2 separate regions of the Mus musculus genome follow, and region 1 is linked to region 2. A link is a loop called in an ENCODE intact Hi-C map of the cell type or tissue named here. Cell type or tissue: left cerebral cortex. All regions are shown on one strand. Links, peaks and the distances in the headings refer to the core of each region. The heading gives the core; the rest is flanking DNA.

What was found. A loop is a pair of places that touch in the nucleus more often than their neighbours do. Peaks named below come from ENCODE experiments on the same cell type or tissue, not always from the same donor. Only the 100,000 strongest peaks of a DNase experiment are listed, where the experiment ranks them.
Region 1: it touches region 2 in a loop (3-fold over the local background); 2 of 42 quality-filtered maps call a loop at or near these places.

Annotation. Positions count from the first base shown.
Region 1 is chr6:35,423,331-35,428,713 of GRCm38, reverse strand. No RefSeq gene overlaps it. Among named protein-coding and RNA genes, the nearest start is that of Gm38789, 13 kb to the right of the region's middle. In left cerebral cortex, for the core only: no CTCF peak of the experiment used is centred there; a DNase peak (open chromatin) is centred at 2,210; H3K27ac peaks cover 898 bases.
Region 2 is chr6:35,500,504-35,505,886 of GRCm38, reverse strand. No RefSeq gene overlaps it. Among named protein-coding and RNA genes, the nearest start is that of Mtpn, 37 kb to the left of the region's middle. In left cerebral cortex, for the core only: no CTCF peak of the experiment used is centred there; DNase peaks (open chromatin) are centred at 379, 899 and 2,797; H3K27ac peaks cover 2,253 bases.

The DNA.
Region 1 (5,383 bases), core at 166-5,165, 77 kb after region 2:
TGTACCTATTCACCCTCCTCATCCTCTCCAACAATGGATGGTGTAGCTTTGCTGTTCTGTGGGCTCTTAGGAGTTGAGCTGAGGACCTTGTATACGCTGGGTAAGTGCTCTAGCACTAACCTGCACTTCTAACCCTTGATCTTTCCATTACCAATATGATCATTTTTAAATGCTCTAAATTTGCTTATTTCCTTTTCCTTCTTTCTCTCTCTCTCTTTCTTTCTTTCTCCTTCTTTTCCTCCTCCTCCTCCTCCTCCTCCTCCTCCTCCTCCTCCTCCTCCTCCTCCTCCTCCTCTTCTTCTCCTTCTTTTCCTTCTTCTTCTTGACACAGGAGCTCACCAACTATCCTGGGCTTGTCTTGAACTGGCATCCCTCATGCTAGGATTAAAGGTGTACATCTCCAGGCTCAGCCAGAATTTTCTTCATACTCAAGAATATGAAACTTTGGGGGCTTGAGAGATGGCCTAGTGTTTAAAAGCACTTGATGTTCTTGCAAAGAACTTTAGTTCAGTTCCTAGCACCCCCATAACAACGCACAGCTATCAGTTATTCCAGGTCCAGGACATCTGGCACCCTCTTCTCACGTCATGAGTACCAGGCATACATGTGGTGCACATACGCACATGCAGGCAAAAACACATACACGTAGGGTAAAAATAAATAAATCTTTAGGAAGAACTTCTCATATTCTGATAGTCATGTTTCCCTGTTCCTGTCTAGCCTATTTCTCTGGTAGACTTATGGCCTTATCTATCGATTTATTAATTTATTTGGAGCACACACAACACATAGCATACACGTGTTAAAACACACATATATGAAATAAAATAAATGAATCTTTAAATTAAATTAAAATTACTTAGAGTATTTCTTTGTGGTATTCATCATGAATTATTCTTCCCAGCCTTCCTTCTGACCTTTTTACTTTGTAAGGTTTTTTTTTTCTTCTCTGAGAGATTTAGCTTTCTCATTGCTCAATTATTTTCATGTCTCCTTCATGGTTTCCCTTATGGATAATACTGTCAGGCTCTTACCACCCATGATTATAAGAACAGTTGTCCATATTTTTCTTCTACAGGTTTTTAAGCTTCTCTTCTCCACTTAACTTGTTGCTTTATGCTGTATTGATTTTGGTATCAGAAGTGAAACCAGCATCCCATGGACCCAGATTCTCCATCCTGATTCACAATCATTGTCACATATAATCACTGTGACCATATTTCCACCTTAATGAACATATTTACATATTCCTTTATACTGGTTCCATAATTTATCTAGTTACTCTTGTATTATTGGGCAATTAGGGTGTTTGCAATTACATCAAACTACACCATGATTACCATAACAGAAGCTGAACTCTCATTCCTAACTTTATGTTTGTATGTGTGTTTGGGAGGTACAAAAGTGCCATCTCACATGTGGGAAGGTCAGAACAACTTGGGGAAGCTGGTGCTCTCCTTCCATCATGTGGGTTCCAAGAATCAAGCCCAAGTCATGTGGTTGGACAGCAATATCATTACCTACTGAGCCAACTCAGTGGCCCTTAAATGATGCTCCTAATAAACATGCTACTGCCTGGCACGGTGGTTCAGTGTTCAATCCCAGTATCCTGGAGACAGAGGCAGACTGATCTGGGCAGCTCTGAGCCAGGCTAGCTATGGTTATAGTGTGTGTGTGTGTGTGTGTGTGTGTGTGTGTGTGTGTGTGTGTGAGAGAGAGAGAGAGACAGAGACAGAGACAGAGACAGAGACAGAGACAGAGAGAGAGAGAGAGAGAGAGAGAGAGAGAGAGAACCACACTTTGTGCTTTCTCTAAATCCAGACCTTGCCCAGTCATTCCATTACTGTGAATTATATCCTCCCTCACCCTCTTGCTCAAACTGAATCCTTAGAAGTAATTCTTGAGTCTTCACTTTTCCTCAGCTTCACCCAGCCCACCACACAAGTGCCATCAGCTCTCTGGCTCGCTTACATCCCACTCCTGCAGTCCCCCTTTTCAAGGCACTGTCCCTCTCAGATGTCAACTGTAGCAGGCCCTCTGTCCCATCCCACAGGCATCTGTCTTCAGACAGTAGAGTGTCATTCTAGGATATACATCACAGCAAGTCACCTCCCTCCTTAGACCCCCTGATAGCTTCAAGCCCTCATCAAGTCCTAGAAGGGTTGTCAGCTGGGCCCGCCCACCTCTCTGACTCATATTCTGTCATGCATTCCTTCCGAGACCAGTTGCCAGGCACTGACCTCATTTCTAGTCCTTAAGTGGGCCAAGCTGGTTCCTAATTTAGTCCCGGATCCCTCACACTTGGCATTGGAGCAGGATAATTCCTTGAAGTGGGGACTGGCCTGCTCACCATAAAATGATGAACAGAATCCCTGCCCTCCATGCCTTAGATGCCATTAGGACCTCTCCAGCTATAAGAATAGAAAAATGTCTCATGGTCTGAGAGTGCAGCTCAGTAGACGAACACTTGTATAACATGCACAGGCCCTGGGTTCAAGCCTATGGATCAAACACTTACATAAAAAGAACCTTAAAACAATGCCAGATATCCACTGGGGAACAAAATCACACCAAACAAAAACCACTGAGTTAGGGCTTTGGCATAAGATCTTCCCTCTGAGGCATGTAGTTTGCAGGGATAGCTTAGCAACCAATAACCCCACATACATCAGTCTAAGCAAAGCAACTGGCCATTCTGCCCTAAGAGCTCCGCAACAACTACCCACTTGTAGTTAGTTCAAAGTCAAACATCCTGAAACTAGAAGGAAATGAGTAGAGCCAACCAGAACCAGCTCTAGATGAACAGGGTGCTCAGAGTGAATTTTTAAGAGGAAATTCCCAATTACTATCTTAGATCTGTGCATGACTAGGCATGTATGTCATTAAAACTGTGGATCATGGGGCTGGAGAGATGGCTCAGTAGTGAAGAGCACTGGCTGCTCTTACAAAAGACTTGTTAGATTCCCAGCACCTACACACCACGGGATTCACAACTAACTGGAACTCCATCCAATCCCAGAGGATCTGATGCCCCCACCTGACCTCCATGGACATCAGCCAAATACTTAAATGCACTAACTTTTTTTTTTTTAATTATGAGATTAAAGCCCCATCCCCAAGCTGAACGGTGATGGTGCATGCTTTTAATCCCAGCACATGGAAGGCAGAGGCAGGCGGATTTCTGAGTTCGAGGCCAGCCTGGTCTACAGAGTGAGTTCCAAGACAGCCAGAGCTATAAAGAGAAACCCTGTCTTGGAAAACCAAATAATAATAATAATAATAGTTAATTAATACCCATGCCCCATGCCTGTACAGAAGATCCAAGATTCTGTCTGCCAATAGTTTACTGGCAAAAGCTCACAAACAAGCTGCCCCTACCAACCAACCCTGCCTTCTTCAGGAGGCTTACAGGGAAGTTGCCCAGGTGAGAGAGGAATTCTGAGCAGCCTTGTTTGAGCCCACTCCTCCTTTGCTTCACACCCACTCCATGCATTCACTTTGCTTCTGAGTAAAAGCCCTCGCTGCTTCCCTGTTTGTTCAAACTCCTTTAATTCTTTGAAACCACCAGTAACCCGGAAACCACCAGTAATACTCTTCTAAAACATTCTACTGCTGAATCTTTATGCAAATATTTTTCTTATGATGAAGACTCAGATCACAGGCCACCTCCTGAGGAGGCCTTCCTTGTCTAGCCAGTCTGAAGTAATGTCCTCTCTCCTCTTCTTGCCCACTGGCATGTCCTGCTGCTAACAGCTCTTGTCCTGGTCTGGGGTAGCCTCGTCTAGTTACTATTTTGCTGTATGTTTCCTTGTTAACATATCAGCTTCAAGCCAAGAACAACCTGGTATCGATAAGAAGAGACTTAGAAGGTATCTGTTGGTAGAAAAATTATTAATCCTTGTAAGTAAAACCAAAGATCTCTTTGTGGTTAAATCTAATGTCCTAATGACGATGTTAAAGTTGATGTAGTAATTCTCTCCAACCTTTGGAAATCCTGATGGCTTGCTCATTTTGAGTCACCACTTCCTTTGGCTCTGGTGACCCTGTGTTGTCATAGTTGAGCCCAGATCTTAGGCTTCATTTCCAGTTTTCTCTCCAGAGCTCCTCTTCCTTAGCCCATCCCCAATGCACTTCTCTTCAGGGGGCTTCACCTCATGTCAATTTTAAACCCCCATCACTCAGAGTGGTAGCCTCAGCCACCCCTATGCTTCATCATCTACCTTACCACTCCCCAATCTATGTCTTTATTCCAAGTACGAGCAAACACTAGACCATCCCACTGGAATATCCCACAAGCTCTTCCAAGTTCAGTATCTCCAATCCAAATGCATCGCTTCTACCAACCCCAAGCTGCACCTCAACAGCTTCTTTGCCACAGTTGATTTTTCTAGCTGGGTGTGGTGGCACACGCCTTTAATCCCAGCACTCGGGAGGCAGGGGCAGGTGGATCTCTTGAGTTCGAGGCCAGCCTGGTCTACAAAGTGAGTTCCAGGACAGCCAGGGCTATACAGAGAAACCCTGTCTCGAAAAACAAACAAACAAACAAAAAAAAAAACAGTTGATTTTTCTGTGCCAACTTGACATTGCCAGAAGTGGCCAGGTTAACTGTTATTTCTAGATTTTTACATGGAAGTGTTTCCAGGTGAGTTTAGCGCTTGAATCCATGGACTCAATAGAGTAAATCACCCTTTCCCAGAGTAGGGGACTGTCGTCAAGCCCCCTAAAAAGCCTGAGTAAGTTCCAAAGGTGGGGCCAGGATGAATCTGCCTTCTTTTGCTTCCTGCATCGATTCTTGAGCCGTACATACATCTGCCCATGGCCTAGGATTCTCAGAATCTAGTTCTCTGGTCTTTGGGCTTTATAGTTTGCAGCTGATAGGCTGTGGTACTTCTCAGCTTCCATAGCAAGTAAGTTGACTCCTCACAATAAATCTCTCAAGGTGTTTGTGTAGCTAGATATCCTCGTCTGCTTCCTAAGAGACCTCTACCCTACACTCTCAGCTAACACAGCTTAGCTTCTGCCCCTGAAGCTCCTAGTGTCTTTGTGGGATTCCTATTGGGAGTTGAGACAACATCCTCCCAAGAGTCTTTGTGCCGGCTTTGATTTTTCTAGAACTTTTTTCCTTGCTACCTGCTTGAAACTCAGTGATTTCACATTACCTGAGTCAAAGACCAAATCTCTTCCTTTGCAGTCTCATTAGCCCAAACTACGCTTACCTTCTGGACCGTAAACACTTTCCTTGTCAAATCTGAAACATCCTCACAGCCCCTTCTCTGTGGGGGGATGCAGAGAATATATGCAAAACCAGCACACTGGATTTCCATCACCTTACCCTGGTTCTTGGCTTAGTCGTTACTACTTTTGTCTGAGTCTCCTACAACAG
Region 2 (5,383 bases), core at 300-5,299:
TTTTCTCAAGATACTTTTTTAATTAGTGAATTAAAGGTATGTCATTACATGCCTGCTAAGTTAATATTGAAAGAAAGGAAATTAACTGTAGTTACTAGTTTTTTCTTCTCAGAGCTATGTGGGTTAGAGTTCGCCTGGTGTTTCCTGACTTCAATGTTTAGTTTTGTCATGCTGTAAATCAACCCTTAGGATAGTTTTCTAAAAACTTCATTCATGTTTTGGCTCCACTCTTTCCCTTTGAAATTGCCTGTTCATGAAAGAGGATATAGGTTTTCTTAATAAGCCTCTGGGCTAATTATGTCAGGGAGTTGTGGGAACAAATTCTAAATACAGAATTATGGACCATGTGCCTTCAAACTCAGCCCACAACTATAGAGCAGAACTTCTGTTATCAGACTTCGAGGAAATCCTGGCAGCAGTGACCAAGTTTCTTCTCGTATCCATAAACATATCCATCCAATGAACGTTAAAAGATTCTCTCTGCTCAGCCCTACTTCCCCTCCCCTAATGATGATCAATGCGTCTAAGAAAATACAATTACATCTCCCAGGTTTCCATGAAATAATTACAACATCTTGAGAGATAACAGTGACTCCAATTTCAACTATATTAAGGGCATCAAAATGCTGAACCTGTCCTTGAACCAGAAGAAAGATCCAAGAACCTTGATATCACCAATTTGGAATACAAAACAGGAAATTATTTTAAGGCTGTTTACAGTAATCAGTTTTGAGAAGGCAGTTGTACTAGATTTTCAGAAATTAAAAGCATTTTGCTTTCGAGCCTTAAGTGAGGGTTCTAAAAGTGTGGAAATGGGAACAGTGTCCTAGAAACAAGGATGTTAGACCATCTGGCTGACTGCTAAGGAACATCATTTCTAGGAAAAGTCCTCCAGATCACTTCTCACCCAAGTTCTGGGCCCTTACCTCCAACTGCCTTGTATGTCTGAGCATTCAGCACCTAGCCACCCACACTAAACATTTGTCTTCCAAATTGCTTATTAAGCTTAATTTATGTTCACTATTCTTGTAATCATCTAAATGTAAAACCTATATTTCATCTTGACTTCTGTGATGGTTCTTTTTTCGGTCATTTCCCTCAAAAAGCCACCAGTGTCTCATTCATACTGCTGCCCCTGGTGCTAGATATGGTATTGTCCCAACTCCCAGCAGGAAGCCTAGATTGTAAGCCTAGTTTCTACGCTGTTATCCAAACCATGTGGCCCTCTATTACTTGCTGTTTGAGTCTCACCTGTGCTGCTTTGGCTCTATCCGCATGTCTTCGGGGTGCACTTCTTCTGGCCACGTGCTCATGATCCATCCAGCCTCAGGGCAGCCTCCTCCTCTCTTCCTCGCTCCATCTTTCTCTTCCCCCTTCTGTCCCTCCCTGCCACCCTCCCCCACAGTTGTCTTTTTCAGGACCCCTTACTCAGTTCTCAGGTCCCGCCTTTCTCTATCACCCCATCGCAGGCTGTATATCCTTTTATTACCCAATAGCCTTAAATTGGGGAGCAAAGTTTACACAGTAAAGGCTAGTGTATATGAGGATGCACTTGTCTGAGGGGGCAACTAGATCTTGGGGTTCAGAATTTAGCAACCCCTAACAGGAACCAAAAAAGAAAGAAATTGAAGTCCCTGTGTCCAGGACCTCAAAATGTCACTGTATTTGTAAACAGCTGGGGTCCTTATTATAAGACAACATGAAGGCATGGAGGCACCACATAAAGATGGAGGCAGACACTGGATTGGCACAGCTGTCTGTCAAAGTGAAGGATTGACAGCCACCGCAAAAAGGAAGGAAGAAAGGGAAGGATTCTAAGCTGGAGTCTCAGAGGGAACTCAGCCTTTAGCACCGGGAGACAAATTCACATGGTATTACTCTCCCAGGTTCTGGCACTTCATCTTCCTGCCACAGTCTCCACTGCACTGGTTTATTTCTGCCTGCCCATAAGCCCCCTGAGACTTGTCTCTGATATTTTCAGTCTCCAGGGAGCACACAAATTCTCTAAAAGTCCTTGTAAGTAAATTGATCTGGTATCCTTCAAACTAACTTTTCCCTGGACCTAGAAAGACTGAATCCACACTTGAGGAACTACACTGTCCTCATTCCTAGCATGGTGTCTGGCACTTCATAGGTGCTCAGTACTTAAAAAATCCAGTACCCTACTATATGTGCTGGGAGCATCCCGGGTAGATGTATCTCTGCCTTCTCTTAAAAGAATTTACTAATAAAATGACTTTAGTTTCTCCAGACAAAAGAGGGGGAAATACAATTTTCTTTCCTGGTAACCTCAACCAATAAGTCATTAGAAGAAAGAGGCCTGGCCTAAAGCTCCGGGGAGCCCATTAGTCCTTGGTGATCCCTCTTGGAAGAGAACCCACCTCCCATGATCAGCCTTCCTGTTTATTAATACATGACAGACTTGTTCTTCCACCCATTGTTACCTGGGCTTCCAAAGTCCTTTGAAGGCATAAATAAATGATGGTCAGCTGGTCTCATTACCCTAGGAGGTTGTCAGTGCTGAGAATTCTGACAGCCCTCCTAGACAGGATTTGCTACTGCAAATGCCAACTAATGGAGCCCTGTCCCATTTCCAGAGATGCTTGGTGATTCAAAGAACCAATAAACAGGACAAGTCTTCAAATATGACAACTGTACAGGTTGCTTTTCAAATAGTTTTTACCTTAGCAGGGCAGAGGACTTTAGCTTATCAGTTAAGTCAGTCTTCCGTGATTCTAGCACCCACAGTGACTCATGTATCAAAATTGGGCAACAGGCCCAGAAGATGGCTGCTCTTCCAACTATTTTCCAAAACCTTTTTTTTCCTACCCCTCTCCCTGGCACACTCCCACTGGGTTATTTCTTTAGCCATAACACTGAAGAGATAACTATTTAGGGATAGAGAGGATAGAGGGAAAGTAGTATAGTATAGGAAAGTCTAACCTTGAAGCGAAAAATCAAAGAAAAGATGACAAGATGTCTCAGTGGGTGGCAATATAACACGAAGTCTAGAGGCCTGAGTTCAATTCCTTGGACCTAACTGATGGAAGGAGAAAACCAATTCCCACAAGTTATCCTTGGATCTCAGCACATCCTCATATGCACACATACTTATGTAGAAACACACAAACACACACAGACACTAAAGCAAATGTTTAAATTTTGAAAAATGTAATATGTATTGTCAGAAGAGAATATAGTCATTAAGGGTCAGTAAGTTGGTGTTGCACTTAAAGTCACATGGCACCAAGCCTGCTGACTCGAGTTTCATTTACTAGACCCATGTGATAGAAGAGTTCTGAATTCTCAAGTTATCCTCTGACCACATGTGTTCTGCAGCGCATGCATACATACACAGACACACAGTGGGGGGGGGGGAATGAATAAATGATTGAAACAAGGGAGAAGAATACAGTAGAGATCGATTAATGGCACAAATCATAGGAGTAGGTCAAATCTGGGACAGAATTTTGCATTTTTTAAAGTGGATTTTGAAGTCTATGGAGGCTCAAACTCTCAATACCCCAGATTTTTTTTCCAATATTCTGTCTGTCCTTAGCAACTTTCTGATCCAAAATACTCGATACACTTCACCTTCCCAAAAGAAAAGGCAAAGGAATGCACTTGGGGATGTAAAAAGAAGGGATGGAAGGACAGCTCAGCCTTAAGAAAATGTGTAAGCTTTAGCTGCTGCCAATGACCACCTGCCTCCTCTCCAAAGTCCTTTTTGATCCCGGGGTCATGGCTGCTAGCTGTGGCCATTCTGGAGGTAATGTTACATCATCTAACCTAAAGAAGACCAATTTAACAAGGATATACATAATCTTCCAAACCTAATAGTCCATTTGGAGTTTGCTGGAATGTTGCTCGTGGAGACGGGCGATGGTACAATCATGACCCAACTGTTAAGAGGTTAACCACTCTGATTGGATTTAAGGCCACTCCACAGGAGGGAATGCACACTTGGTACTGTAAATGTGATCAAAATACATAGCTGGAGAATTTGCAAGCCATAGAGGGAAACTCATTATTGTTGATTAGCTAAATCGACATGGCACCAAACTGCTTTCTGATTATGTTTGTACCCATAGATAACGTTCAGCCTTAATCAGAGAAGGCTCTCTTTCAGTGCATGCAAGTGAATACAGAAAGTCATGACTGTTCAGGATCCTGAGAGTGACAGGTGAATGAGCAGTTTTATACAACCCCCTTTAAGGCTCAGAGAGCCCTGCAGAAGATGAAGCAGAAAGAGCAGAACTAGCAGGCAGTAGAAAGGCTATGAAATCCTATCTTTAGGGTATGATGCAGCCGTTGTTAACATCACAGCAGCTGTAGTTGGCCTGTATAAGATATCAACAACCAATCATAGAAAGGGCAGTGTTCATGGGACTCTTTCCCTGATCAGCTAATGATATATTCCGGGTAGGAACAGTTTTCAGTTGTGTATCAAATTGTGAGTCCACCAAACTAATGAATAATCCTAAACCTATTGCCATACAGTCAGTCTGGATTAAGATCTGTGAGTCCCACAACTAAGCAAGAAGACAGGAAAAGGGACTTGTGGGAGTAGAGAGGGAGGATAATAGGAGCGAGAGGGAGTTAGGAAGGGTAGTTAAACAACTTACTATTTACACATAGGAATTTGTCAAAAAATAGAAAAAGCATGTGTATGTATGTATGTGTGTGTGTGTGTGTGTATGTATGTATATATATATATATATATATATATATATATATGTGTGTGTGTGTGTATTATGTATATATATATATATATATGTATATGTGTGTGTGTGTGTGTGTGTGTGTGTGTGTGTCACACTTTATGTGATTATTCAAATTTCTCTTGGCCCTTGATAGCCTGCTTAGGTAATAGAGGAAAAATAATCTCACCATACCTTTTTCAAAAAAGTCAATTACACAGTTCAACGTGCAGTTGATTATAGATTAAATTATATGAAGTTTAAGAGACTTATATAACAAGAGCACATATTTGGCTATGACACAAGTAAATAAAACTTAAAAGATAACTGGAATTTGTTTCAAACAATGTGCTTATAAATAAGTCAGGAGCTAAAGAAATTATGTCTCATTAAACAAAAACATAAAAATACAGATCCTTAAGACCTGTAAGATCCATAACTGCAGCCGGTTTTTCACTCAAGTCTCCCAGGAGATCGCAACACTGTAGGAATCAGTAAAATGGAGAACGGTCTGAAACTAAGAGGTAATGGAGGGCAGGTTAGAAAGCTAATGCCTTGAGGAGCCTCCTTCTCTCCTGGAGGCAGCCTGGAGGTGAATCTGGAGAGACTAGCACAAGTCCCTTGAACTGGGAGTACCAGACAAGGAGGTGTTATACTGAGAATGGTAGATTCCAGAGAAACTT